2 separate regions of the Mus musculus genome follow, and region 1 is linked to region 2. A link is a loop called in an ENCODE intact Hi-C map of the cell type or tissue named here. Cell type or tissue: gastrocnemius. All regions are shown on one strand. Links, peaks and the distances in the headings refer to the core of each region. The heading gives the core; the rest is flanking DNA.

The links. A loop is a pair of places that touch in the nucleus more often than their neighbours do. Peaks named below come from ENCODE experiments on the same cell type or tissue, not always from the same donor. Only the 100,000 strongest peaks of a DNase experiment are listed, where the experiment ranks them.
Region 1: a loop joins it to region 2, with 2.3 times the contacts of the local background. A loop is called at or near these places in 2 of 42 quality-filtered maps.

The regions. Positions count from the first base shown.
Region 1 is chr10:19,512,057-19,527,440 of GRCm38, reverse strand. No RefSeq gene overlaps it. Among named protein-coding and RNA genes, the nearest start is that of Gm33104, 33 kb to the right of the region's middle. In gastrocnemius, for the core only: a CTCF peak has its summit at 8,476 (motif pointing right); no DNase peak of the experiment used is centred there; H3K27ac peaks cover 1,205 bases.
Region 2 is chr10:19,007,767-19,023,150 of GRCm38, reverse strand. Tnfaip3 (tumor necrosis factor, alpha-induced protein 3) reads left to right here and starts at 7,741. Exons shown (of 9, transcript NM_009397.3): 1 at 7,741-7,998; 2 at 11,361-11,670; 3 at 14,816-15,006. The coding sequence starts at 11,376. In gastrocnemius, for the core only: CTCF peaks have their summits at 7,678 (motif pointing left) and 8,258; DNase peaks (open chromatin) are centred at 7,686 and 8,486; H3K4me3 peaks cover 3,077 bases; H3K27ac peaks cover 2,175 bases.

The DNA of each region.
Region 1 (15,384 bases), core at 5,639-10,638, 500 kb before region 2:
GTATTGAAGATGCAGTTGTCCTAGAGTTGTCCACCAACCCTGGCTCTTACAATCTTTCTATCTCCCCTTCTGCATAGATCCATGAGTCTTGAAGGGTAGAGGTTCCTAATTTAATCAACATCTGTGAAAGCTTTTCTTTGTCATGTGAGGAAAAGATTCTAAGTGTGTGTGTGTGTGTGTGTGTGTGTGTGTGTGTGTGTGTGTGTGAGGGAGAGAGAGAGAGAGAGAGAGAGAGAGAGAGAGAGAGAGAGAGAGTTAGTTTGTGGGCATTGTTCTGTCTACCACACCTATCATTTCCATAATCATTATCATGTTTTTTTTTTTACCCAGATACATTTAGTAGTTTAATGATTCACCATCCTTTATCAATAAAGTCATTAATTAAAGAGAGAGTTGTGGGTTGCTTTGGCAGTAATGATGAGTTAAAACCTCTCTGGTCAAAGTCTTATGTTCAAGATGTATTGCTTTGCACACAATTACAGAGTTATATGGAAGGTAACACATTGAGGGAGCTCAGGATAGAAAGAGATCAGAGAGGAGACTGAAGTCCCCCGCAAATAAGCTGGGAGACTGACAGGTAAGGAGAAGTGACCCCAAGAGATGCCATGCAGAAGATGGGATTTTCTATATCCCCATGAGTTCTTATTTGGGACAGATCCCTGTATCAACAGACAGATAATCACAGGATAAACAAACAAGGTTATTAATGTGTAGCTCACATTTGTGATGGCTAAGGAAATTCCATTTCATACCAGACTCCTACTATAGTAACCATTAGCCTCTGACCTAAATTCCTAAAAGCTCTGACCCCTTGTCCACCCCCCTCTAAGCTGTGTAACTGTTGTGAAATGATCAACCATTTGCTGTGGCTTCTGTAAATGCACATAGTTGCTGTGGACAGGGAATAGCAGTTTCTCCTGAAGCAGGGCATGAGGCAGTTCCCCTCACATAGCTGCAAAGAGAACAGGGGAAATGGGGCAACTCCTTATGTGTTATAAATTCCACAGAAGTGAAGTAATCGTGGTGTTCATTTGTAAACTCCCCCCCCCCCCATTTACTCAGGCAAAGCACATTTCTGCTTTGGCTTAGAAGCAGCTGCCCTTGTAGGACAAATAGTATATTTGGTTAATCATAATTTGAATTGAGTTGTGGTCTTTTCCTGAGGGTGTTAAACTCTATAACACTCTGCACAAGAGGAGGACAGACCAAGAAGTGACTTGCAGCAGTGGTTTAGAGCTCTGGTGTACACAATATTGTTAAACTGGGTTGAGTCTGGTCTAAAGCTATCTCTTTACTTGGGTGATAAAAATCACCTGTGCCTATGAACTATGCACCTTTGATATGTAAACATATTATAACAACCTGAGAACAAACCCTTATAGCCAAAGAAACTGAGTACCAGGCATGCCAGCCATACCTCAGCCAGCTAGAGCCTGCTAATTGATCAGACAAAAATGTCAGCAATAGCCAATCAGGGTTTGTTTCTCTGTGCCACTTCTTTTTCTTGGGGGGCGGGGTGGGATTGATTATTGAATGAAGAACCCAGCATTTGGTAATTCTTCCTCTCCATACCTTTTCTTTGCCTAAATCACCTTTGTTAATGGTCTTAATTTTTCTAACAGTATTTTCAAAACAGAAGTATTAGCAAAACCAAAAGGAGGCCTTAGGGTTTAGGTGACCCAAGTAAGAGAACTTTTGCATTCAAGTCAAACAGCATGTTTTCCAGCAGGTGCTAGGCAGGAGACTTATGCATCATTTATCCAGAACTGAGCACTAGTAAAACTCTAAGTAATTTTTACTACTTTTTCACATAATGTAGCTGGACACTGTTTATTGGTGTAGGTTTTTCTGTTTTTTTTTGTTTTGTTTTGTTTTTTTTGTTGGTGGTGTTTTGGTTTTTTTTCCCCTAGGGATTGAACCTAGGCTCTTGTTTATGCTGGGCAAACATTGTGTCACTGAACTAAAGCCAAAAAAATTGAACTAACTAACTAAGTAAAAAACACCATAAAACCACGTAAAAGTTCTACATGTGTACCTCCTGAGAAGCCCTCAGAGTGATAAGGATTGAAGAGTCCAAGAAGATAGGGCTTAGAGGAAGACAAACAATTGCTTTTGGAAATAGAAATGAATGTATAATAAAAGGGTTGGCATATTCATACATGCTACAACATGACAAAACTTACATTAAATGACAGCAGTTATTCAGAAAAGACAATGCATTAGTCAATGTTGTTTATATGAAGTATCTGTAATAGGCAGATTTATAAAGGTCAAAAATAGATTTGGGTGTAGGTCACAAGGGAGGAACATAGTGAGCAGTGCTAATGGGTGTGGGAAAGTGGTAATAAAATGTTCCAAAGTGACAGTGTGGAACTGATTCCACGAGTGTGTGACTATGTTTTAAAACATTGGATGGCATACTTTAAACGATATGATTTACAGAATGGGACCTATCTCAATGAGCGTTTTTTCCATAAAGAACAAGTTTAATTCATAGAAATGTAATTACTTCTCTTTAGAGATGTCTCTAAATGGAAGTTTCTAGGCTTGATGATTTTCTAGATTTCTAGATTTCTAGTTCAAACGGTGACAAACTGCTCCTTTACTGAACATTTCCTGGACAAGCTTCGGGCAGGAACCCTTGCATGAGTGACAGGCCCCAGTCCGCCCTCGGTAGGCCCCCAGCCCTTAACACAATCTAAACATACTGACCTTGGTTTTTCGTTTTTGTTTTTGTTTTCTTTTTTTTTTTTTTTTTCAGGGAACAGTGTCTGCTTTATTATGTATAAACAACCACTTACATAGTGCAAGCCTATCAACTGACTGATTAGTGCATTACCTCAGCTTGGACGGTGGGCATTCAGACCTCCAGGGTCCCTAGGCCTAAGAAGCATATCAAAGCAGACGTGGGGAGTGCAGACTTGTCTGCAGGCCAGCGATCAGCTGCTCTACTTCAGAATCCAGTGTTCTGACTGCAGCAGCACGCTGAGCCTTGCTTCTTATTTAGAAGGCCAGTGTGCCACCATGTAAGCTGGCCACCAGGTAATGCCTGCATTTTCTCCTGCATGGGCTGACTGAAGTAAGTGTGTCACTGAAGGTAGGATCTGCTCGAAACATTTCTAGTTCTCCCTCCCCCTCCCCCTCTCTCCTCCCCTATCCTCCTCCCCCTCTCCCCCCACCTCCCATCTCTGCTTTGTGCTTTACAATCTTGAGTTCTCAAGTTGATGTTCCTATCGTACCATGCTGTCTACAATGATGATGCCATTGTCCCTCTGAAACCGTAAATGCTCATAAACTCTATATTTTTGGGCCTTCGTGCTTGTGCATATGGATACCTGTTCTTGTTAACTGAGGTATGTCCACACAGGATACAGTTTTTAATTCTTCAAAACTCACCCTGAGAAAGGCTCTGGGCTACACTGGGATCCCAAACACCCAGTGTAGTCACAGGCAGGAAAAAAAAGGGGGGGGGCTTTCTATTGACTTAAATCTGAATCTGAATGCTCCTCTCTGGATGGCACTCCATAATACATAAGAAAGAGGCTTGGAAATCTTACTGACAAGAACAGTTGTCTACCTTTATCCACAAAAAATAAATCCCAATGCTCCCCACCATGAATGTCTAAAATTCCATCCATTCTTTCATCCCCCATACGTACACAATACACATAGGCACATGGGTTGGCAAGAACAAGATGGAGTGAACCCTCATCATGCCTAATTTTAATAGTATGTGCTTTAAGACATGAATTATCTCTGGATTTTCCTGTTTAATATTTTCTTTTTGGACCACAGGTAGGATGAGACTACAGAAAGTCAGGTCTGGATAGATAGGGTTGCCATATGTCTTAGCAAGTATTCTATTGCTGTGTAGAGACGCCGTGACCATGGCAACTCTTATAAAGGAAAGAAAGCATTTAACTGGGGACTTGCTTACAGTTTCAGAAGTCTGGTATATTATCAGCATTGCAGGAAGCATGGTGACACATTGGTAGACATGGTCCTGGAGGAGCTGAGAGTTCTACAACCAGATCAGCAGGCAGCAGGCAGGAGAAAGACACTGGGCTTGGCTTGAGCGTTTGAAATCCCAAAGCCCACACCAGTGACACAGTTCCTCCAAGGAGGCCTCATCTGCTCCAACAAAGCCTCATCTCCTAATCCATTGGAATCCACACCCTAATGATTAAGCATTCAAGTATATGAGCCTGTGGGGGCCATTCCTGTTCAAACCACCACACCATAATATCATCTGCTCCATAAAACCAGCAAATGAATGTATTATTTCAGAAAATCTTCCCAATCTTAATAAAGATGTTAAGTGTGGGGATTTGGGGTATTGAAAGCCTTGTGGGGAACCAGCAAGTCTGCGGGATGCAGTAGTACAGTGTGTGAATATGATCGTGTGTTAGTTTCTCTTCTCATAGATGTAACAAAGTGGCTCCCAAAAGCCACTTAGAGAAGGAAGGCTTTATTGGGAACACAGTCCATCAGTGTGGAGAGAAGGAAGCCTTTATTGGGAACACAGTCCATCAGTGTGGAGAGTCACTAACAGGATCTTCCCATGCCACTTGTGTCTGTGGTCAGCAAGTAGAGAAGAATGTTGGTGCCATCTTTACATCCTAGCTCACAGGATGGTGTTGCCCGCAGTTGCATGCACTTTCTTCAGGTTGGACATCCTCCCAGGCCTGGTTAACAGATGTGTCACCTGGCGATTCCAAATCCAGTCACATCCACAATGACGATTAGCCACCACAGTCAGGTCTCAATGGCAAATGTTAGGAGCCGACAGAGTGTTGAAAGTCAGTCAGCGCTGGGAGAGCTGAGGTCCTCTGGAGAGAGGCACATTTAAGATTTTATATCAAGTGCTGTGTAGAGAGTTTGGAGGGAAGCAAGGAGGAGAGAAGTACTGTATCAGGGCTCAGCTGTCTTGGGAGATCCTGAGAGAGAAAAAGACACAAATTACAGATATGTCTGGCAAACCACACAAGAGCAATGTGTTCTGTCTGTCACACTGTGGTTTTGTTTCTTTGAGGAAGAACTGGCTTCCCAGGCTAAGCATTAAATGCCTTTGACTTGGCATAATTTCCTCCTTTAGAAGTCTCACTCAGAGGAAGCTGGGCACAGGCAACAAGCAGGGAGCCCTCGGCTTTGACTTTTTCTTTTTTGTCCTCTTAACTCGGCACTTTCCTTTGGGACAGTGTTTCTGGTTTGGTTTTGGTTTCTAACTACATTTACCTCTTTCTCTCTCTCTCTCTGTGCTCATGTCTCTCTCTTCTCTCTGTCTTTCTCTGTGTCTGTGTCTGTCTCTCTTCTTTCTGTGTCTGTCTCTGTCTCTGTCTGTGTCACTCTGTCTTGGTCTCTGTCTCTCTGTCTCTGTCTCTGTGTGTGTGTGTGTGTGTGTGTGTAAAATCTACAAGAGTTGATTGATTCTCTCCTTCCACCATATGTGTTCCAGAGACTGAACTTAAATCGTCAGACTTCACAGCAAGCGCCTCTACACACTGAGCCATGTTAGCTGTCCTGTGGTTTCCTTTAAAATTCACGCAAAAGTTTATAGTTCTTGTAAAATGCTTTTAGTTTAGACACACACAGACGGAGATTCAGTGTAATAAACCTGGTGCCTTCACTCTGGTGTTGATGATTGGCATGGTGCCTACTCTCTACATTTCCTCCTCCTCCTCCTCTTCTTCCTCCTCCTCCTCTTCTTCCTCCTTCCTCCTCTTTCTATTTTTTCTCCTGCATATTTAAAAGCAAATTCCATGCACACTGCTCTTCCACACTTTGTGTTTAGTGCATCTCTGAGAAGGGATTCTAACCATTTACTGTTATCACACATAAGTGGCAACAGTTCACCCCTATCCTTTAGTACCTAGCTCATATTTGAAGTTTCTGGAATGTTTAATAAATGTCCTTCTTAAAGGTGGGTTTTCTCCAATTCAGATGTCCATACAACAGCCACATGCTCTCTTGCTATTTTTCCTTCCAGTTGATTAAAAACAAATCCTGGATTTGATTGCTGCTTCATGGTGTCAGCACTGTTTAACAGCCACCTACTTCTGCCCTGAACATAAGTTGGAAAGATTTTATGTTCTGTTTGTTCCAGTTCTTGAATTGGTGGCTGGTCCTGGTAGCATCCTGAATCATTCGTGGAAAATAGCAGTTCTTGGATTCATGGAAGCTTTTCTTTTAATATCCCGGCTCTCTCACACTTCCAGCTGATGATGTCAGTGGTGTTGATTGTTGTCTGGCTGTTTACCTAACTGAGAAAAATGTTGGCTTTTCTATCGCATGGCTGTTTTCTGACTCTGTCATTCCTTAGGCTTGGAAACTGGCTTTGCAGAATAACTAATAATTTGGAATGACCGTTCCTTTATCAAGCAGGGCTACTTGGTTCTATTCAAGAAAAACAGGTTTAATACCGAACATTTTCATACCAGTCAGTACAAGGAGCTGTGACTCTCGCTTCCTCTAATGGTGAAGAATAAAATAGTTTTCTTTCTCCACTTTACAAAGTAGGTCTATGAGCATAGAGGTGACGCTATGTATTTATTTTTAGTTATGTATATGTGTGCATTTCTGGGAATGCACCCCATATGTATTAAGGTGCTCAGGGGGGTCTAAGGAGAGCAGCAAATCTCTCCGAGAGGTGGAGTGACAGCGGTTGCGAGCTGCCAGATGTGGTGCTGGGAATTGAACGTGGGTCCCCTGGAAAGCAGGAAGTGCTATTAACCGCTGAGCCATCTCTCCAGCCCCAGCGTATGGGTTTTATATACCCAATATATTATAGTTTGTTGCACCCATCCCTTCCCCAAGTTCCACTGTCAAGTCATGTGGTCACCGAGCCTGCTTCCAGTGGGTTTCTGTATTCTGTAGGTATTTTCCTTGACTTCTGGAAAAAGAGGTCATGGTTGTATGACTTGCCTTTGGTCTGAAACCAGCTATCGCTGTAGGGAAACAGTTCTTTATACAGGAAATTATTTTTGAAGACATGATTTAGGCACTACACATGTTGCTGCTATTATATTGTTACCTTTTTTTTTTAAGTTGTGCAGTTGGCATAGGTGAAAAAATACATATCCTTAAATATAAGCATTTTTCAGAGACCACAGCAATATTTAAATTTTTATGTGTATGTATGTTTTGTTCCTATGTATGTCTGTGTGCTGCACACAGGTAGTATTTATAGAGACCAAATGAGGGCACTGGATCCCTGGGAACTCTGGTTATAGACAATTGTAAGCTTCCCTGTGGATGCTGGGAATAGAACCTGGGACCTCTGGAAGAGCAGCCAGTGCTCTTAACCACTGAGGTACCTCTCCAGCTCCTATAGTAATACCTTTAAATGAAATTACATTACAGGGTTTTTACTAACCTGATTGTTTTTCTTGTTCTTTCTTTACCTGAAAAAAACAGTATTTACAACTGGCAGTAAAACCAGTATTACAACATACAATAATTTGCTTTATTTCATTATATACACAAACTAGTTCAAGCAGACTTGTAAATAAGACATCTGGTATATGTTCAAATATGGTTGTGGCCTAATTTGTCCTTATACCTACCAGGAACTTACAGTAATCATAATTTGAAGGTATCTGGTATAATTCATTTTTTTTTACATGATCTTGTTACTCATTTGGTCATTGATTTATGTCAGTTGATTATTTTGGTAGATTTCTTAGAATTTTCTAAAATGTATAAAATTTATGACTCTAAAATCTTTCACAGTAATCTCCTCCTAGAAATCTTGCCTCAAACATTACTGTTTCTACATGTTTTTTATTTAACTCCTTTTGTGTTTCACTTGGAAAATATAAAACACTTACATGCACACACACACACACACACACACACACTAAATAAATGTGATAAAAGATGCACTTTATAATATGTCACAGTGTTAACACTTTTGTTCCCACCCTCAGTGAACTTTCTCCATACTCAGCACACACTCTGACACTGAGACATACCCGCAACCTCATAACACCAACTTTCATATAAACAAAGAGGGAAATACAAAGTGCTCAATAACTGTGTATAGCCTATACAGTCCATGATTGCATATGACTTTCGTCCATTATATTGGATTTCTGTTTACTGTAAGCTATGAGGGGATATTTTGGTGTCATATATTTTCACAGTTTTGATGGCTTCCAGAGCTGCATGAGCAGTGACAAGTGGCTTAGTGGGTGAAGGCTCTTCCTTTCAAGCTTGGAACTCACATGTAGGAGAGAGCCTGTTCCCAAAGTTGTCCTTCTGACCTCCCTACACACACACACACACACACACACACACACACACACACACAGACACACACAGACACACACACACTTGCACGCGCACGTGCACACGTGCACACACATACCAAATACAATTTTTAAAATTCCTACATTCCTTTATCATCGTTTAGATTGTTTTGGGTTTGACACTTTTCTAAAAGAAAAACCTAATTCTTGCAATACTACTCGAATCCACTAGATGGCAATGCAGCATAGCAACTTGCTTTGTGGCCTTTAAGCCTCTGAACTCTTTTGATAGCCAAAAGAACATTTTTAAAATCCTTTTTTAAAAACCTAAATATAATCTCTTTTTAAAAGTTTAACAAATCTGTTCTATGCAAAAGAATATGGGAATAGGCCTATTGGAGAAATAGTTTGTATAGAAATCATCTTGCCATTTTAAATTTTAAAATTCTTTTCTTCTAAAACCAACACTTGTATTTCAAATTAATTTCATTTCAGATGAACGAGTAGTTAGAAAATTTTTGGAAATAAATCATTTGGTCACTAACACTTTAAACTTTGATCCATACCTGGGAAATGGGAACAAAACCAGCGATTTAGTCAGAATGTTGCCAAAATACTATTGCATTTATAATTAAAAATATGTAGCATTAAGTTACTAACTTAGTCAGCTGATTCTAGACAGATTTTTTTTTTAATTTCATTATGAGGAACTAAAAATTATTTTACAAATAAAATTGAGGATTATTTCTCATCCCTGAAAGAGTGGTAATATAAATAAACTGTATGTTAAGTCAGAACGTTTAGCTAATTGCTTTTCATCAACCATTCAACTGTATAAAGGGAGACATGGCGTTACAAGATAGTTTTGGTTTTTGATTCCAACTTTTGCTTGCATATGTAAATAAGATGCTTAACCTGTTTAGATTTCACGAAAAGAAGCCAAGGCAAGCAGCTTAGCTTTTCCTCACAGGGCTGGTAAAGAACTAGAAAGGACACCATGGGAGAAACCACCCCGGCCACACTTCAGTGATGACAACCTTACACGACGAAAGGCAAGATAAATAAAACTGCTGCCCATACTTCAAGTCAAAGATGTCGGATTTGCTGTGAGTTCATGCTGTAATTTAAGGTGAAAACTGCAGATAAGAAGGTCTTCGATGTGAAATGATGTATTTCCAGCTAAGGTCAAGACAGGGAAGCGTGTCTGCTTCAGCAAATCTTATCTGGATTGTATAACCCTTTCTCTGAAAGAAAACTCTTTTAAAGAGTTTCTCGGGCTGGTGAGATGGCTCAGTGGGTAAGAGCACCCGACTGCTCTTCCGAAGGTCCAGAGTTCAAATCCCAGCAACCACATGGTGGCTCACAACCATCCGTAACGAGATCTGACTCCCTCTTCTGGAGTGTCTGAAGACAGCTACAGTGTACTTACATATAATCAATAAATAAATCTTAAAGAAAAAAAAAGAGTTTCTGGATGAACCGAATGGCCCGCTCTGCTATTCTGCTCATTCCGGATGGTATACTGCTCTCTATCGTTAGGATGTAGACTGCTTTAACCTAGCAACCATGTGATGATGCAAAGGCATCTTTTTGGGGTAGATAAAGGAATAGTTAACCCTCCTGAGCGTTTTGAACTTTTTTTTTTCCAATTTGTTTGGATAGTGTTTCCATGAAGTCGCCCCAAGATGCCATGGTCTAGGCCTTTCCTTATCTGCATGTGGTCTCTAGGTCATTTTATACCTAGTTTATCTTTGACTCATTTTAAAAGACAAAAGATGTGATGTTGACAACTTCTAGCCTGGATACAGCAGGATACACTTGCTGGGGCCGTTTCCTTCCGCAGTGAATTCCTCTTTGCAATTGTTTGCAAGGCTCTTCAGGACAGAAGGGGCATTCTGGGTAAACAAGGAGACAGCACTGATGCTGGGCATGGCCTGGCACTGGGAGCCCCTGCAGGGCAGGGCCATGACACTGGGCCCCTCCATAGAGAAACCACTTGAAGGGCTGAAGGGGACTAAAAGCTGAACTGCCATAAAGCCTAGGTGTAGCACCAGGTCTAGGAACAGTGAGCATTTCTGTGTCTATTTATGGTCTACTTTTACTGCTGGTTGGAGTTATCACAAGATGAAAACGTGAATGAGAGAGACAGAGAGACAGAGAGACAGAGAGACAGAGAGAGACAGAGACAGAGAGACAGAGAGACAGAGACAGAGGCAGAGACTGTGGACATGAAAGCATCCTGTGTTAAGCTTTGTGGACAAAGCCAGAAAAGTAACAGCCATGTGGGTGGCACCTTCAGCTTTCAAATGACTTTATAACAGAAAACAAAGGTGGATGCTATTTAAACTAGATTCGATGTAACTGTGTATTGCAGTGACACATGTATGTGGGACAGTGACATGCCTGTGTCCCCATCTGTCCTCTATCTATCTCTGTTGCTTTCATTCGTATTTCAATAATGTCAGATTTGTCATATCTTCAAAAACTAAAGGAGTTTTGTAATGATGAAGAGAATACATTTTTGTGGTAAAATATCTGGAAAATATATAAAAGAGGATGAAAATCACTATGTAATTGAAATCTACCAATGCATTCATTTACATATTTTAATTATTATACAAGCATAAGTTTTAGCCCTAGGTCTCACTTAACATCATGACACAGTTCCAGGTTATTAAAGGTGCTGTAGACACATCTTGATATGATTGTATAATATTTAATTACACAAAAAAGCTTAAAGTAGTTAATTGTATACTACTCATTGGCATACTGCTTACGGCTAATGTTTTACCATAACAAATGGCACAGCAACTGTACAGGCATCCATGAGCCTATGGTGAATTATTTCTTTAGAAGCAGAATTAGGGGCTGGAAAGATGTCTCAGCAGTTAGGAAATCAGACTTCTCTTGTAGAGGACCTGAATTCAGTTTCCAGCACCCATGTCGGGAAGTGCACAACTGCCTGTAACTCCAGCCCCATAGGATCTGACACCCTCTACTGTCCTCCAGGGGTACTGCACTCACGTGAACAAATTCACGTACAAGACACATATACATACTTACAAAAATTTGTAAAAGCAGAATTATTATTCAATGACTAGGAATATTTTTCAAAAATTGTCAATATGTTTTCCTAAAACCAATTTAAACTTAGCTCCTTACAAGTAATAGATGCATGCTGTTTAGTGAGATTGAGAAGGCACACAGAGAGTGTATGTTGTCAACTATATAGATTACAGAGCAAAGTACTGAGACCCTGTTGCATTTAATCTGCTAGTAAGTATGGTAACTTTTGATTGACTTTGCTGTAAGCAGCCCTTCCCTAGAAGAGTTGTTCATATCCTTCGTTAGTATGTGATTCTGAGAGCATTTATATTTAAAAATGCTGCTTCTTGCTAATGTTTGGTCCATCTGTTACTTGTCGTCCTGCTTGCAGTTTTCTGCTTGGCTTTCTTTTTCTTTTTTTTTTTTTTTGATTGTTAATACCATGTGTGCTGGTTCACACATATTTTATTATTATTATTATTATTATTATTATTATTATTATTATTATTATTATTTCGAGACAGGGTTTCTCTGTATAGCCCTGGCTGTCCTGGAACTCACTTTGTAGACCAGGCTGACCTCGAACTCAGAAATCCGCCTGCCTCTGCCTCTGCCTCCCAAGTGCTGGGATTAAAGGCGAGTGCCACCACCGCCCGGCTTCTGCTTGGCTTTCTAATAGACATAAAACTTCATTTTGTTACATGATTTTTTCTTTTATAATCCCTCAATCGCCTTTATTTAAAAGAATCTCTTCATACCTTCATACAAAATTTTTACTTAGCATCTTAGAATTTCAGTATTGTTAATTGAATTCTTTAATAAGTTTACAGTATGGAATATTTTGAAGGTTTACATTGTTTTAATATTTACAATACATTAGGAATATTTCAAATTCTTTTCATCTATCAATCTATTTCAATTCTGATATCAATATCATGCAAATGGTATTTTAACACTCTTAATCACCCTATTCTTCTTGGTTTTACTCAACTATTCCTGGACCATCCTTATTCACTCCATCGACAGGTAAGATCCCATCGTGAGTAAGATGTACCACAGGTGAGATGTCATCACAGGTAAGATGTCATCACAGGTGAGATGTCATCACAGGTCAGAAGCCATCACAGGTGAGATGCCATCACAGGTGAGATGTCATCACAGGTAAAAAGCCATCACAGGTGAGATGCCATCACAGGTAAGATGTCATCACAGGTAAGATGTCATCACAGGTAAGATGTCATCACAGGTGAGATTCTCACAGGTAAGATGTCATCACAGGTGAGATGCCATCACAGGTGAGATGCCATCACAGGTGAGATGCCATCACAGGTGAGATGATGTCATCACAGGTGAGATGTCATCACAGGTGAGATGCCATCACAGGTGAGATGCCATCACAGGTGAGATGATGTCATCACAGGTGAGATGCCATCACAGGTAAGATGTCATCACAGGTGAGATGCCATCACAGGTGAGATGCCATCACAGGTGAGATGATGTCATCACAGGTGAGATGTCATCACAGGTGAGATGTTATCACAGGTGAGATGCCATCACAGGTGAGATGCCATCACAGGTGAGATGATGTCATCACAGGTGAGATGCCATCACAGGTGAGATGTTATCACAGGTGAGATGATGTCATCACAGGTGAGATGTCATCACAGGTGAGATTCTCACAGGTGAGATGTCATCACAGGTGAAATGCCATCACAGGTGAGATGCCATCACAGGTGAGATGTCATCACCATGTTATTTTTATTTGGTTTTCATTACTATGTGAGTTAATTCAGGATGACCTATAAATAGTCTGTAGATTTCTCCCCAAGAATAAGAAATGTTTCTAACTTTCTACTACTTTGTTTTTTTTATTTCTCTGGAGAAGTACAGATTTTGTAAGAAGAGCTCATTTTTGGTTTATAGTTTTTAGGTATTGTATGTCATACCCCAAGCTCCTGGTTTATGCAGGGTTTTCTTTTTATTCATTTAGTTGCTTGGTTGTAAAGTTTGTCACTTATTTTGTCATGTGGATTGGTAATCACATTCTATATAAATAAATAACAATAGTTGCATATATAGACTGTTAAAGACTTTTGAAGGCAGGCTTTTATAATATATAGTCAAAATAAAACTTAAACTTTTTCTAAAAATAATAAATAAAATTTTTCTTTATGAATGTGTATTTTAGCATTTAATTTTATTTTTATAAATAAAATTTCATTTTATTTTATAAGTTTTTTAATAGTTTTATTTTTATAAAAAACTTAGCTTGAATATCATTAAAATAAAAAGGAAATCTGCAATTTTTTTTAGTAATGTGCAGTTGGATGTATTTTTGTTGTCAATATGAGTAAAATGTGGTACCTAGCAGAACACATTGAAATTACTCACAAGGTATGTTTTATTCTTATGGAACAATGACCACGGAGGATAAAGCATGACTGTCATCAATCATATTTCTGTTAGAGAGCTAATTTTTTAGTTAATTTTCTTCATAAAAAGTCTTTGGTAACACAGCCTACATCTTTTACTTGGGGGAAACATTTAGTGTCAACATAAACTTGACCTTACCTCATGTGTAGGCAGACATTCTGAGCTAAAATAATCCAAGAAAAAACCCTACATGGCATCAAGTAGATCACCTCTGGTTTTCCGAACAGTTATGTTTATTTTAGCAGCATTTTTGCAAAACTTACACTGATAAATTTGCAAATAAAAGCACACTTCATGTTGACCGCACAGTGAATGTGGCTTTAAAACATAGTTTGGTAGTTTATTAGAGACACTTAAGTCTTTTATGAATCATATTTTCATACTGGTAATGATTTGAAGAATTATATAAAATGATAAACTATCAAGTGCTATATTTAGTATTTCCTAATGACTGATTCCTAGAGTTTATGGAGAATAGATTGCTAAAGAGTTAAAAATTGTGGTTGCACACAGATTTAGACAGAGTAATAAACAAATCTCAAGGAACATTTGCGGAAAGTAATTTTATATGATTCCTGGACCAACTATGTGAGAAAGAATCTGTAACAAAAAGGTAAAAGGGAGAAGAAAAAAAAGAATTTTCCTGGTTTGCTTAACCTACAATATACCACATGGCTGAATACATAAGTGTAACTTCAGAATTAAGATTTCTGCTTCAGCAACTTGGGAAAATTGAGATTTCTTAGTTTGTTTCAACAAACAAAACAAACAACAACAACAAATAACATGTGCTTTAATAACCTATCATATTTTTGCAAATGTTGCTAAAGTGTATTGGTGTTTACTTGTGAGACATTTCAGTCTTTTGACCATTTTCTGATTACTGAAATCACTGGTTGTACTGGCTAGTTTTGTGTCAACTTGACACAGCTGGAGTTATCACAGAGAAAGGAGCTTCAGTTGAGGAAATGCCTCCATGAGATCCAACTGTAAGGCATTTTCTCAATTAGTGATCAAGGGGGAAAGGCCCCTTGTGGGTGGGACCATCTCTGGGCTGGTAGTCTTGGTTCTATAAGAGAGCAGGCTGAGCAAGCCAGGGGAAGCAAGCCAGTAAAGAACATCCCTCCATGGTCTCTGCATCAGCTTCTGCTTCCTGACCTGTTTGAGTTCCAGTCATGACTTCTTTCAGTGATGAACAGCAGTGTAGAAATGTAAGCTGAATAAACCCTTTCCTCCCCCAACTTGCTTCTTTGTCATGATGTTTGTGCAGGAATAGAAACCCTGACTAAGACACTGGTAATTCATAATTTTTAAAAATAAAGTCACTATCTGGCTAAACTCTAACATCTTCTAAATAAAATAAAGCAAAGCTGTGAGCTTTGGTGCAGGAAGACACAGAGCCAAATTAATTTGAGTCCCATCTACAGACACTTCCTAAATCCATAGATGTGAGAGATAAAAATTGTGTTAGTGTTATAATTCACACCAGATAGTTTCAGCAATTACTAGTGGATGTAGTAGTTAATTTCAGCTACTTTATTATTTTATATACAATATGGCACATGTACCAATAGTAACATATTGTGAGATATAGTAGGTTAAATACATTTATAAATATAAATATATAGAAAAAGGGAAATAGTTTAATTATGCAAGTCAC
Region 2 (15,384 bases), core at 5,423-10,422:
TTTTTTTTTTTAAAGAATTGATTGTTGCTGTTGATATGGTGTGAGGAGTGCTTCTAGAATACATCAAAAAGTCACTTTTCTCCTCCAAGTATATATTATTTTACTCTAGAAATAAACAAAGCATTATTGTATTCCTGAGAGAGCTAAGCAGCTAAAAAGGCATTCCTTAGGTTTATTTCCAACAGGAGAGTCTCGCCCCATCTCATCACATCAGCTTCCTGTAATGCATAGGTAAATATGGCAACTGCCCAATGTTCTACTAAGTTTCTAACAAAAAACTCCAAAATTAAGAAAAGCCCTAATTCTTAAGACTTTATGAGATCAGAAAGGGAAATAACCCTTTTAGTAATGTAAGCAACGTATTAATAGTTTCCATATAATTTACTAGTGAATAAAAATTGGAAAACATCTTCAAACCTTTAAACATTTCCATGGGAAAACATCCAGCTTGTGTTCATTCTCCACTTGTAATAAAATTAACTTACAAGGTTTTGGCTCCACTGTTCCTGGGCCCATGGCAGGGGTGGTGTTATGGTGTCTAACAGAATGAAACTGCTCATCTCATCTAGCTTGGAAAAAAAGCAAAGATCCCTCTTGAAGAGTGTGTTCCTAGTGATGCTAGCTCCTCTCATCAGGCCTTGCATCTGAAAACTCCTACCCTGCCACCACCCACTAGCAGCACTGCATGCTGGGGGCTGTGCCATCAACCCTTGAGTCTCAGCCGACAGCTATCTAAAGCATCTAGGACACCCAGGAAGCAGGAACAAATATGTTCAACACATTTTTACATAGGCTTGGTAAATCTCTGTCTTACTGATATTTGTTGATTCAGTCAAAAGGGGGGTAGATGACTGGCCAAGGCCATTGCAGGAACATGCAGTCCTATTGCAACCTGGGCTCTTTACTTTTTTGATGATTCGAAGTACACACAGAGACACTTAATATCAGGTTTGGGGACATAACAATTAGAAGCAGTACACATTGTTTTCTGGTATTGTCTTTGTTCTCTAATTTATGTGAAACAATAAATCATTTTAAAGGACCAACCCAGGACTTAGCACTGTAAACTGTGTTGAATGTTTATTCTCACAAAATACCATATGTGTTGAATTTCATAACATGCTATTTTTTTCTAATCCTGGGCATGAAGCTTAGGGTAGAGCTAGCAAAGGCCTCCAACCAACATACATGTTCCTTAACAGTTTAGATGTAAGATTTTAAAATTCTGTTAGACGAATGAGGAAGTTTTTGACCATACATACATAGCACAATCTCTTTCTCTCTCCCCTTCCTCCCTCCTTTTAACAATTCCTAACATAATAGCTTATTATAGATCCATATTAGAAGATCCAAGTGTCAAGGACTGGGAAAGGAAAGAGTCATTGCTACCAAGCCTTGATGCCTAGAATTCGAATGGTAGAAGGCGAGGAGAGAACCACTTCCCGAAAGTTGTGCTCTGACCTCCACTAGTACTAGTGCAGGGCTAGTACTATACGTGTGACACTCACACATATATAACAACTATAATCAATTAATATAATTTTTAAAATTGAAAGTAAATCTCCCCTTCATTCATTTAAGATGATTTCATTCATCTAACAAATTCTTATTTATCGAGTACTGTTGCAAGATATTTAATCACGTTGTACTACTGGGAAAACCTGGTTTTAGTTGTGGTGTGATTCAGCCCTTAGCACACACCTTTAGTCCCAAACAGTGAAGGTAAAGTTAGTTTGTAGATGGAGGTAGCCATGTTTGAAAGTGATGTCTAACTGAGTGGCAGACAATGTGACAAATCAGGGAAAGATTTGACAGAATAGGATCTGCCCAACTCTCAGAAGAGAGAGGAAAGGGAAACTACGTAATAGAGCAGTGGAGGGGAGGGGGGAAGGGAGAGGGGAAAGAGGCAGTTTTACCAGGACAGTTTAATAGACACAAGTAGAAGAGAAAACAAGATAAAGACAGGTAAAGATAGAATAAGACAGAATAAGAAGGAACCAGAAGATTAGAACAAACTTCCAAAGATAGTATGAGGCCAAGCAGAGTAATTCAGAGGCCTAGAGAAGCCAGACTGAATCAGTCAGCTTGGAGAGGACTTTGAGCCAGAGCAGCTGAGTTGACCGGCCAGCCAGAGCTCAGACAGAATAACAAAGTGTAAGATTATTCAGCAGTAAGTCTCGGTGGCTGAAAACATTCTGTGCCTGGATAAGACTGTATGGAGACTAGGAGCTTCCAGGACTAGGCTTAGGCTAGCAGATAGAGGCAGTAAGCCTTGAAGATGATAATCACATCAGGCGAATAAACTACTACGGAAGAACGGAATATACATCAGACACACTGATGACTCAACAGCAGACACACGAGTGAACACTGGAGAGAGGGCGTCCTGCACTCAGTTCTAATGCAGAAAGGCAGATAACCAACAACTCTCAGGAAAATAAGAATGCATTTGGGATTGTGATAAACACTGCAAAGAAAAAAAATGTGAAAAATCCAGGAAGGAAGTGAGTTAGTTAAGGATATTTCACTGCAGAGACTTGAAAGCCAAGCCACCCAGAAAGCAGCCTATAGAGAAAACTTCTCTGTTCCATTGTTTATGGTGAAACAAGGACCAAGAGCCTTTTAAGTACTTACACAGAGGCGAATCTTAAGGAACGGATGAGGGTGCTTCCAGAAAGTACTAGCTGAGGAGGGGTGCAACCAAGCTGAGTGTGGCTGGGACTGTTCCATAGGATGGGGTGCCAGGGTGAATGAAGGGGAGAAGCCAAGCTGAGTACCAGTATTCACAGGTCTCTGCTTCCAACCTCAGATGCAATGTGATCAGCCGCCTCACGTTTCCCCTCTATGATATCCCCACGACAAACCTCATTCTGTGAGCTGGAAATAAACCATTCCTTCTAGCCTTAGGTTGCTTTGTTAGGAAATTAGCCACATCAAGGAAAAGAGTAACAAATACAGAGATACAGGCCATCCCTCTTGACTCAGGATTAGACAGCACCAAATTCTCTTCCAGTGATAGAATAGGTACCAGTCACTGAGCACAGACATCTCAATGCCTGGTTGCTTGTAATGGATCTCAGAGAAATGCATAAGGAGATATGTACTGGCACAGTTAATCCTGAAGTGATAAAAAGAGGTCCAAAGAGTCAGATCATACAAAAGCCATGTATAAAACTGTTACAGACCAAGATTGGCCCAGAAGATCCGTAAACCCCCAAAAGTCTAGGGATTACACATGGATGGTAGTCAGAATGAAGGAGAAAGAACGTCACATCATTACATATAATCTATTGTCAGAGAATAAAAGACAAACGTGTTTGTATTTAATACAGTTAGGTTCCCCTTCCATTGTTAGAAAGTTATAGTGTGACTTCCACTCAAGGAGCCTCAGGATGGAAGTACAGCGTCTCCTTATCCAGCCCTCATGCAGCAAGCCAAGGTGCTTGGGATTTCCACCACTAACTTGTAGGATGTTCTGAGGTCCCTAGACATAATTTCTTTAAAAAAATATAGCATGGTTACCTGCTGCTCTCTATTTGAAAAGAAATGAGCATAGATCAATTTTGTTGTCAGTTCTAGAAAACAAGTCCCCAAATGACCCAAAGCTTAAATCCTTTTTGATGAAGATGAAGTATAAAGAAGACGAGAGGAGCAAGAAAGCAGGACTGTGGAGAACCCAACTGGCCCTAAGGTATTGAGGGACAGATGAGGTGTGTGCAAGGGTGTTGAGGAGCAGGTGGGGAGACCAAAGCCTCATTTACATATTTACAAATAAATAATTTCTCTCAGTCACTAGTCAGCTTACTGTTTAACACCAGTACAAGCACACCAGTGAGCCACTAAGAACCCATTGCCCAACCTTTCCCAGTTGTTCATGTTTAATAGCACTCTCCACAGAAACAGAAATGAAACTAAGAGCTGAGTCTTTTTATTTGTGATACAAAATAAAATTACTCTGCCAAGTCACTCAGCCACATGTCGACAGTAAATTAAACTGGAATTCACAGAGTGGATTTTCTGAGTAGCTTGTGATTCCAGCAAGCCATTGCTTTCAGGCCACCTGGGACAAGAGGAGCTGTCCCTAGCAGGAAATGGCCTGCCTCTATTCTGCCTTGTTCCTAGGACTAGTGACTTGAAAAGCTACCTCAGGTGCCCGCCACTGGAGTGAGTCTTGGGTTTCTTTCTTCAATCCAGACAACCCCTGTAAGGAATTGAGGCCCCTGTGGACGAGGTAGCATTTCAGCAGACAGCAGCATCCATATGATGATAATATCCATGATGTCACATCTCCAATTATCATAGGAAGCTGCTCCTGTCTTCTCAGAACTAGCCCATGTAGTAGCTCTGAAAACGTATACAGTATTCCTTATTCCTTTGTTTTATTTATTTTGGAGACAGAGGCTTCTCTGTAGCCCTGGCTTTCTTTGTTCTTACAGTGGGACCCGGAGTAGTTTCAAACTCTTGTCTCAGATCTGGGTGGCTGAGATTATAGGTGTGCAGGATTCGAAGCTGCCTTGTAATAACTAAACTACCAGACTTGTATCAGGCCATTCGAATGTATGTATTAGGGAATCTATCTTTTCGCTAGAGAGCAATGCTGGGAGAGGAAAAGGGCAATTGTGGGCACAAAGTGTCCAGTTTTTCTTGGCTCTGTGTTTGCCGTGTTCTGGAATTCCACAGCCTATCAGAAGCCATCACTGATTTCTGATTAAGAAAGGTCCTTAAGTACATTTGAGCTTCGACTACATGTCTGCTTCTCGTCCTATGTTGGCCTGTTTTCCTTTATTGGGGTTTCAGCTGTAGGTGTGTTTTATGGAGTGTTTGTTGTTGTCTGTCTGTCTGTCTGTCCATTCGTGACTGGATCCCATGCAGCCCAGAAAGCCTTGAAACTGTATAGCTTCCGATGGCCTTGAACTCTTGAACCCACTCTTGTCCACCTTCCAAGTCCCAGAGTGACAGCAGTGAACTGGGGACCCACTCCCACTAAGAGATCCTTATCTCTTTCATGGCATGGATCATACAGGTTATAGGCATGATCCCACAGTTTACTTCCTAGAGACCAACACTCAGTTATAACACAAATTCTGACACAGTAAAAATGATACAGAACTCAGAAATTCTCAAAAATCATTCTGCACACCAAGAAACCCTCTCTCCTCTAATAAAGGGACTTTTTTTTTCTATTGAGTCCACTGTTTTGTCCATACATGTCCTTACCTTTTTGCAGAGCCCAGAGCATCTTGACAAGGTCTATAGTAGAAACTGGAGTCTCTTTGAAACCTTTATGGCTCCTGTTAGTTTCAATGCATTCACCAAATCTCCCCAGACTTGAGATGCGCTTACTTTCCCCTAACGGAGGCACTCTTCCACTCTCCTCTTCCCTCTTTTCCTTCTCATTCATTGCACAGACACTTCTTACTGGCCTTGCCCATGTATTTAGGAAGGGAAAGCTAAACGCACAGCCAAATCGTGCCCTAAAAGACATTGAAAACTAGGAAGTATGCTCTCTACTTACTTTCTGGGCTAGGAAGACCTGGAGGAGGCGGGGGGAGGCTGGGGCAGGTTGGGAGGCACTGGTGAGCTGCACAATTAAACTGTGGGCAATGTAAAAGCCTACAGATCGTCTTCTGCATCTGCCCAGTCACAAATCCTGGCAGGCAAGATGGCAAAGCAGTTCTGTGGGGACAGTGAGAATGACAGGTTTGAACTTGGTCTTCCTGGTTTGTTATTCTTCTTTATTGAATTCCCAGCTCAGCAAACCTAGAAGCCAAACAGGAGCCAGAATGGGCACATGGAAGCTGCTGGGTTCGTTGAGGAACTGTCTGAGATGACAGAGAGCCTGGTTCTGTTGTGGTCTGAAGATTAATATTCTCTTCGTGGTGTGTGCTTTGCTATCCTGCATCTTTTATCACCTCTGTGTGCCTGGGAGGTTTCCTGAGGGTAGAGCCTGCATCTATTGTGGCTAGTTGCTGTGTTTGTCAAAGGAATTCCTAGGCCCTCTCCTGTGAGCTTTGGAGCAAGACTGTGTAGACTGTGTAGACTGTGGGCATGCACTTAAGCTTTCTAAACTTCACATAAAACCTTATGTGAGCCTGTAATAAATATGTCAGGAATTTAAATTGCTACACTGCTTAAGTGTCCGAAGCTGAAAACATCTGTAAAGAAGAAGACAAATACTGGCAGGTTTTAAATAGAAACGGAGTAGGGAAGGACCTGTGTGGGGAGTGGGGCTGGGGTAATGGCCATTAGACCTGTCCTGGGGTAGTGGCCAGTACTCTTGCTTCAAGCCTCTCATTACAAATAGAAAATGCTGTCCTCTAGCCCAGTCACTACTGGGGAAAGAAGCACATGTCTCTAGTTCAAACGGGCAATATACAGTCTGGCAACTTGGCAAACACACTTGAAGTCCCAGTGGCACTGAGTATTTCTATCTGGTTTGCGCTATTTTCTAGGAATCCTGCCAGGGGACCCTAGAGATACACACTCACACACACACACACACACACACACACACACACACACACACACACAGAGTAAATTAATCACACTAAACACTATTTAAAATAACATCAGGTCACTCCGCAGACCTCCCGTGGTCCCTCAAACAGATCCCGGCTCCTTTCCGGGAAGAGCCTCACACCCTGCACCCTAGCCCCAGCACAACCACCCAGAGAGCTCTGCTCAGCCCCTTGATGTATCAAATGTGGCTGACCCTTGAGGTCTTATCTCTAGACTGCCTGGAGGTTTCTTTGTCACAGAGTTTCAATGTCACCTTCTCAGAGTGGCCCTTCCTGGCCAGTGAATGAAGCCACCTCAGTTTCTAGTGTGTAGCTCTGCAGAGAGTATCCCCACCCCACCCCACCTCACCCCCATACACACTCCACTTTCTCCAGAAAGGTAAAAGCATTTTCGCTTCTTTCTGCAGAGCTCAAGCCCCTGTCTAAGTGAAGCGAAGCTTTCTCCCCTCTCAAGAAAGGCAAGTCGGGGATCAATCAGGGCATTGTGGAAGGCTATCCTCCATTGGCTTCATGGGGCGAACTAATTCTCAGGCCAGCCAAACAATACTTAAGAAAACAACTGTAGAAGGATCGGGGAAAGCCAGCAATAAACTTGAAGAAATTTCTAAACTTTAAAACGCTCCTTGGAACAGGGAAATAAAGGAGAAATGGAGGGTGTGTAGGAGTGGGGGTGGGGGAGGCGAATCTAATTCTCTCTGAAATTGACCTTGCCCCCCCCCACCCCCCGTAACTCAAAAACTGCAGGACCATGGGGTCTGATCTCACTCTGCACTGCATCCAACCTGAAGCTGACACATGGCTTGGAGAACCCTGCCGCTTTTTCTGTCAATTCCCTTCGGGACCCTGCGGAGGGCTCTTTCTGAAGTGCTCATCACGTGCACAGCCCAGACTTCAAAGCCAAGCTTCAAGCCTGAGGTCCTGTGTGTCTGGGTGGTTTTTTGGGTTTTCTCTCTAATTTCCCTTCCTTTTCACAGCTGATTTTCTTCAGAAAAGAAGCTATAAAAAAGAACCTATTGCATTTCCAGTTCCCATCACCGCGATTTCCACATGGATGTGACGTGGAAGGCAGCTTCCGAAATGCCCAGGTGACTCACGCGGGGACACCCCGGGGCGGGACCTAGGAGTTTCTCCGGGCGGGGCGGGCACGGCTTAGAGCGCCCTCTGCCGGTCGGCGGCGCGCCACGCGGGTCACGTGACTGGAATTTCCATCGGAAATCCCCCTGTTGGCAAAGCATACAACTGAAAGGCAAAAAAGGGAACTGCCCAGTCTGTAGTCTTCGGAGCCGGAGGCGGAGCGGTGAGCCAGGCCGCCGAAAGACGTGCACACCCCCTCAGCCAGCGAGCCCGATCGGGTGTCCATGGGGCTCCGCCTCGGCCCGACCCCCACCACGACCCGGACCACGATCCCGGGCTGCGGCGCGCGCCAGTGACGGCCGGCCGGCCACTTGGGCTCTGCGAGGGCTCCGCGCGGCCCCAAGAGGTGAGCGATGCTCCGGCTGCGGGGTGCACGGCTAGCAGAATGCGGGGGTCCTCGGTCAGTGGGGTGCACTGCCAGCCAGATTCGGGGTGCACGGCCAGCTCAGTGTGGAGCTGCCTTGCGCTGGCTTTGCAGGGATCCTGGAGTTGGGGTATTGTTGGCCGGAGTTGAGGTCCCGGTGCCAGGTGTTTAGGTTGACAGCCCGAAGTTTCTTCAGCCGACTAGTTAGCTAGCTATTCCTTTTCGATCCTGCAGGGTGACAGGAGCTGCAGCTGGCTGATGAATAGTCAGTCACCTTTTGGGTTCCTAGGTCGTGTGGTCGTGGGTGACACCCCCCCCCCACTTGGAAATCAAGTGCAGCGTGTTCATAGGCACGTAGACCTTGCAGAACCGCGTTGGGCTTTTTTCCCATATTGTGCACAACTGGCCCAACAGGGGATGGGTTTCTCAGAGGCCACCAAATCCAACTTGGAGACTTCGGTCAGCTAACCTTTCAGTGATCTGTGGGAGGAGGGTTGCGGGGCGGGAGGTGGAGGGGAGGGGCGTGCTTTGAGATTGCCACTAGGTCTCTAGTTGCCACAGTTTAAGAAGAGTATGCATGCAGAAATGATTCTCTGGCCTGCTTGTTGGGGACTCCACTTTAGGTGGCATGTAAGACTCCCTGCTGCAGCCCCGACTCCACACTGAGATAGTGTGTTGTCAGTCCGGGTCCGTTGTCCCACATCCTGCCACCTGGCCTCTCAGGAAAGCTGAGGTATTAAGAGCTCTTTTTGGAGCATGCTTTGTTTTCTCCTGGTCTCTGATCTTTCTTTGGAAAGCTAGTCTGGTCAAGTGGGGGCACCGTTTGGAGAACTGATCACAGTTAGTTAGCCTTCTGATGTCCCAGATTATTGAGCAACTGATCCGGTCTCCATTCTTATTGTCTGAGATGCTACTTGGATCTTTTGCAGTTCTTTGTATGGATTTGTTTTGTTTTGTTTTGCTTTGCTTTGCTTTTTTTGGAGGGGTACTTCCCAACAGTTGCCCGAGGTATCTGTTGATAAATAATACATAAGTTTCCACATCGCAGACAAAAAAAAAAATCTGTTCAGAGTGGAAAAATAAAACTGGGGGAAAGACTTTGATGAGTAAGTTCTATAGAATCTTATTGATCCTGTGACAAAAATTGGGAAATTTATCTGTAAGGCAGTGAGGTAACAAATATATTTTTAAAAGTTAAGGGTAATGTTGTAAATTTTTTTTACCCATAAAACATTACAATAATATGTCAGGAAAATTTATTCTCTAAATGTGGGGAAATCCAAGAACTGGAAACTTGGGCAGAGGTTTAAGCTCTGTTTTAAACAGGTAGTGCTAGTGAGAGTGCTATGAATGGGGTAATAGTAGGCTACCAGACATTGACATTTGCATGTTTTATATATGGTTTAGAGCCCCCACCACATTTAGATCTATGCTAAAAGTTCTTTAGGTCCAGGAGCGTGAAATAGCATAGTCATGAAAATAGAACAAGGTGCAACTCACTGATCTAAAACTTCTCCTTGTGTGTTTCTGAGAACAGCAAGTGCTGTGCCTCAGGGTTGCTATCAGGAAACTAACAGAGGATTGAGATAGGAAATAGGAAGGTTTGGCTTTCAGGAAAAGCTACGTCCTATGTTTGCTGGACCTGAGATGGGTCTTACCTTCATTGCCTTAGCTGCATTGTGTCATTCATATCAAGGCTGGGAGTGAGGGCATACATTCTTCGCTATAGCATCAAGCACAAGGGTGGGCCTTAAATAGGTGGTCTGGCATTGCTGGTTGCATGAATTCATTTATTTATGGATGGATGGATGGATGGATGGATGGATGGAGTAGTGACATTGTGAGAGAGACCACTGCTACATGACCAAGGAAATTCATGTGTGGTAGTTTTGTCTCATTCTATGTTCCTTCCTAATTCTAGTTGCAAGGAAAAAACTGTCATCAGACACAGAGAATAACTCCCCAGTCTCAGCATTCCAATGAAAATTCCCAATAGCAGCTTCTCCCTTTCAAGCAGGGAACAAGAGAATTTATACTACTGTGTCAGGCTTAAGAGAACCCAGGCCCACTGAAGAGTGACTTCTCTAATCTCTAGATTTCTTCTCCCTCTTGCATAGTAGTAACACCATTTTTACCTGGTGAGTTCGCCTTGGAGGATAGCAAGGTGCCCGACTGGTATTAAGTTTTACTGAAAACCTTCCTAGGTGCTCTAAATCATTGCTGTCTTCTAGGAAATTAGGATGTATAGCCAAGTGCTCTGTGAAGGGTCCATGGAACAGCGAAGCAGAACTGTCTCAGCATTGACCCACAGGGAAAGATGTCCATATGCATCATCAGTCCACATTCTTGCATAACTGGCTTGGGTGGCCATATGGCCACTCTTTGTCCTGAGTGGTACCCCACTCAAATGCTTCCTATTTGCTTCCTAATTTCATGTCTTCCACCTTTGATTGTGTTTGTTCTTTTAGGGTAAAGGAAGTGGGAGGGGTGTCTCTGAGCATTGGGACCTGGAAGGACAGCAATAAGTGTTGGTCTACTTGAGTTGAAATCACAAGGCTCTCTGATGTCTGTTTTTTTTTTTTTTTTTTCCTGAGAGGTGTGATATACCTTATTATCAGTCTGTTCATTTGTCTCATGTTATGAAGTTCAGTGGCAAGGTTCTGAAATACAGCTGACATTTATTTGTTTTTAAAATTGCAAAGCACCTAAGCTTTGTTTTATTGTTGGTTATAAAACAATTTGGTGTTGACTCTTTACAAATATCCTAAACTCTCTGAACCAAGTATTTATACATTTCTTTGGGGCCAATAAGAAAGAGGAAATACCAAGCAGCAGCTAGATGCCACATGGGATTTCCAAAAACTATTTGCTGCCTTGTAGCATCAAGAAGGGGATGTTCGAATGACCTGGATCTAGATGTGAGTCAAAAGCGAGGATTGAATGGTGGTGGTCTTCAGTGACAGTCTAGACTCGGGACTCTGCTGAGTGACATCAGAGAGATGTGAGGTTGGCTTTGTGGAGCAGTACCTGTCGCTGAGAGAGAGACAAACTTGGATCACTGACAAACATTACTGAAAACGTGGGTTATTCCCCTCCTCCTCAGTACCACGCTCCGCCTTCCTTCTCTTGTTTAGACTAATCTTTAAAAGTGATGTAACTTAGAACAGTCCAGTGTGAGTTAATCTTCAGGGCCAGCTAGTATCCTGGGAGTAGAGGTGACTAAGATCTTTTACCTACAGATTAGAGTAATGACAAGATCAAATACTGGGGTTTCCTGCCAGCAGGTATATGGGAGCAGTGTTAAAGGCAGCCTAACGGAATGGGCTTTACCCCTTCCTCTTCAGGCCTTGTCGAGGACCATGGCTGAACAACTTCTTCCTCAGGCTTTGTATTTGAGCAATATGCGGAAAGCTGTGAAGATACGAGAGAGAACCCCAGAAGACATTTTCAAACCTACCAATGGGATCATCTATCACTTTAAAACCATGCACCGATACACGCTGGAGATGTTCAGAACATGCCAGTTTTGCCCACAGTTCCGAGAGATCATCCACAAAGCACTTATTGACAGAAGTGTCCAGGCTTCCCTGGAAAGCCAGAAGAAGCTCAACTGGTGTCGTGAAGTCAGGAAGCTCGTGGCTCTGAAAACCAATGGTAAGGCTTGCTCTTTTCCTCCAGTACCCTCGTATTAACCAGAGAGATTGCTCTTGGTGATGCTTTTTAAATGGCATTAGACAGGTGCCTATGGAAACTCTCTTAAGGAATGAATGACAACTGTAAATGTGTCTGATGAGTCTGCTGTTGTATTGAGGCAGTATTTCATTGTGTAGTCCAGGCTGGTTTTGAACTTGTAATCTTTCTGCTCCCATCATTGGGTGCTGGGTCAGCAGATAAGAACTTCTGCAGCCAGCTGTCGGATATTTGATTTTAAGTTGTTTTCTAAGTACGTTTGTGTTAGGGTACAGAGCGCATGAAGGCTTGTAGGATGCATTTCTAAACCCTATGCCCCAGTTGGGGGATTAATCTTCCTAATGCCTACATTGGTTGAATCATCTATAACTTGCCCTTCACTGGCCAGAATGGAAAGGATTTAAAAGGTTTTAAGTTCAGAAGGAAAGTAGAGCATTGAAAATCAGAATCACAGTTGTTTGCCACTGTCATTAGGAAAATGCTCTTCCTGTGTTGATGGAATTTTCTAGATTAAAAACAAGTGATGTTAAGGACAGGAGATGCTTTTGTTTCTGCCTTCCTTACCTAGGTTCTGTTGCCTCAGCAAATGAGACACAGCTTTTCTGCACTGTTCTTGGCAAATCAAATCAAGTGAAGTAGAGAAGCAGATGATTATGTTGTCATTAAGAGGTACCTACAGCTGTTGTCTCAAACGGCCAGATTCTGCCTTTTTTTACATAAAGAACTTTTCCACTGATGACTATTTTCTATTTCAACTTTTTAAAGCCATGTCCTTTGAGTAAGAATATTGGCAGAAACATTCAATGGTATCGTTTCATGCAGTTACAGAATTCTGCCTTCACGATGTTGACATTTATTATTATAAGAAAGGAGAGCACGTGCGATCATGGAATACTTACCGTGTATGTACGAGCACAGTGACATTTTCTTGTATCAGTGACTGCATTCTGTGGAGCAAAAACATACATCCAAGAGTAGAAAATTCTGTTGGCAGTGATGGTGCTGGGAACGTTAGCTTAATAACTTAATTGGTACATTAACTTCGGCTGTTCTTGACTTGAGTAACTTAGTGATGGGTGGATGTGGGGTTTTGTTTGTTTTGATTCCGGGGACTCTTATATATCGCGCTACACCTCCCCTATATTTATGAAGCTTAGACTCTTAGAGTAGAGAAAAAGCTGGAGACAGTGATTCTCTGCATTGTTCTTGGCATTAAGTCAAGTGATGCCTAGAAGTAGATAATCATATTAACTTGTCATCAAGGGGCTTATAGACTTGACAGTTTGTGGTTTTTACCACGTCCCATTTTGTTACAAAAGGAGAGATGGAGCTGAGAGAATTAGAAATGGGGTAGAGAGAAGAAAAGCCTTATTTTATTTGCCACTCATAGAATTAGCAGACATTATATAGTATTTCCTTAACAGAGGAAATATCTAATTTCCTGTAGAAAGAAAATGCCATGTAAATGCTAAACACTTCCTTGGCCTTTGAATCAGCAAGGATTCACACTACAAAACCAAAGGTATTTTGGTAACTTGTTGGGCCAAGGAATTCTAATTTCTTTGAAGAAAAGTTATGAAAAAGAAAGCAAGTATTTTTTAAGGGGGGGGGGGTGGGGGGAAACAAGTGGCTTTCTTCCCATTTGATTATTATTAGCATCTTTTCTTTCCTTTTAAAAACCCCTCCCCTCCAGGAGGCTTTCTTCAAAGGCCGGCCTGTTTGGGGAGGGGGGGAGGGGGTAGGGGGGTTCACACGTCTGCATTTGAGGATCTGAGACTGTGGTAGATGAGGAAGGGAGTAGGTGGCATAAAATTGAAACTTCATGAAAATTCCAGCGTCTATTGGCCGCGGCAATTTCACTTGTATAGTGAGTAGCCCGTTCCAGCTCAGCCTGACCACACCCACTTGGAAAGTCCAGGGTGCAGTTCACAGTTTAAATGTCTACACACCAGAACAAAACGTACAACAACTGTTGCTCAATTGCTAGTCAAATATCTTCGCACTGGGGAATTCCACATGTTACTTAGGGAATTTTATACTGGTGCATCTCAATAAAGAACTGAAAGTAAGCCCAAGAAGAAGAAGAGAAAAAAAAAATAGCCTTATCTTTGCTCTAGATTTTGCAAAGGGGAAATTTCAACAGAATGTAGCCCTTGCCACACATCGGCCTAGACACTAGGCTCTAGTGATCTTTTCTGTTCAGTAGTTTGGGAAACTGTTTGAAGCATGCACGATGAAGGAGCAGTGACCCTGAATATGGATTTGACAGGTTGTTTACTATATTTAGAATATGATGGAATTTCAAATAGCTTTATTGCCTTACTGACTGAATAGTATTAAATACACACACACACACTTTAAACTTTTTAAAAATTAAAATTATGTAATACTTTCCAAACAAGAATGAAGAGCGGACTAGTTTTATACTAAATGGTTTCCCCAAATGTTTACTCTTTGGGGCATGAAAAGGAATGCAGTCTGGGACTGGATGTAGCTCACTGGTAGAGAGCCCTGGCCTGAGATTCCTCAGAATGCACTGGAGGCTGGGGCAGGGCCTGCATTATTTGGTACTGTCATTCCTACTTTATAAGCTAGGAGAGGAAAATCCCAGGTCCCCACAGCTAAAGTGGAATGGGCATGTCACGTACCACTGAGTCATAGTCAGACCAGCCCTATCAAGTAGGCCGAGCCACAGTGGTTTCCTGGTGTATATAATGCCTTGGACGGCAAAGCTTCCGTAGAACTAGAGAATAGTGGTATCAAGGCCTTAGCCAGCAAACCAAAGATTACCAGGAAGAAAGGACTGTAGTGTTCATAAGCTGGTGCCCTCATCCCACAAGTACACAAGAAAAGACTTTCAGGGATGTTCCCATATCATACAGACCAGTTAGGTGCAGAGCCATGCTACAGTGGAGGCTGGTTGGCACCTCCCACTGCTGGCACCAGGCACTACATAGAAGAATGAAAAGCTTCCTTATAGAATGTTATCAGCTGGTTAAAAATCAACTTTACAGTCCCCAGCAATGGTCTTAGTGTCTCCTGATAACCTTGGAAGGGCATTTGCTTTGGGCTGCTTAACCTTGCTCCTCACAGCTCCTTCTGTCCTCAGGTGATGGAAACTGCCTCATGCATGCAGCTTGTCAGTACATGTGGGGTGTTCAGGATACTGACCTGGTCCTGAGGAAGGCCCTCTGCAGCACCCTTAAGGAGACAGACACTCGGAACTTTAAATTCCGCTGGCAGCTGGAATCTCTGAAATCTCAGGAATTTGTGGAAACAGGACTTTGCTACGACACTCGGGTATGTTTTGCTTTTGTGTGGCAGCCCTATCTGTGGTGGACAAAGGCTACTCTCGGCCAGTCCCTGTTCCCTGAGGAACATATGACTTACTAAGTCATATGAGTCGACTTAAGCATTGCCCACTCAGTGGAAAACACCAAGAACCTTCTGTGGGTTTAACCCGGGCTTTAACCACTCTCTGAGCTAAATCTGGACAGCTGATTCCTAGGTAGGCGATTCTATGTCTTCCAACCTCCTCTTGAGAACTTCCCAGAGTTTCCTGGCTTAGCTGAGCCAACCAGTACTGGGGAGAATGTACCTCGTAATCTTCAGCCACAAGCTGGGAATGGTTCTGAACCAATGGAAGCAGAGCTTCAGGGTCGTGGATGTTCTGTTTGT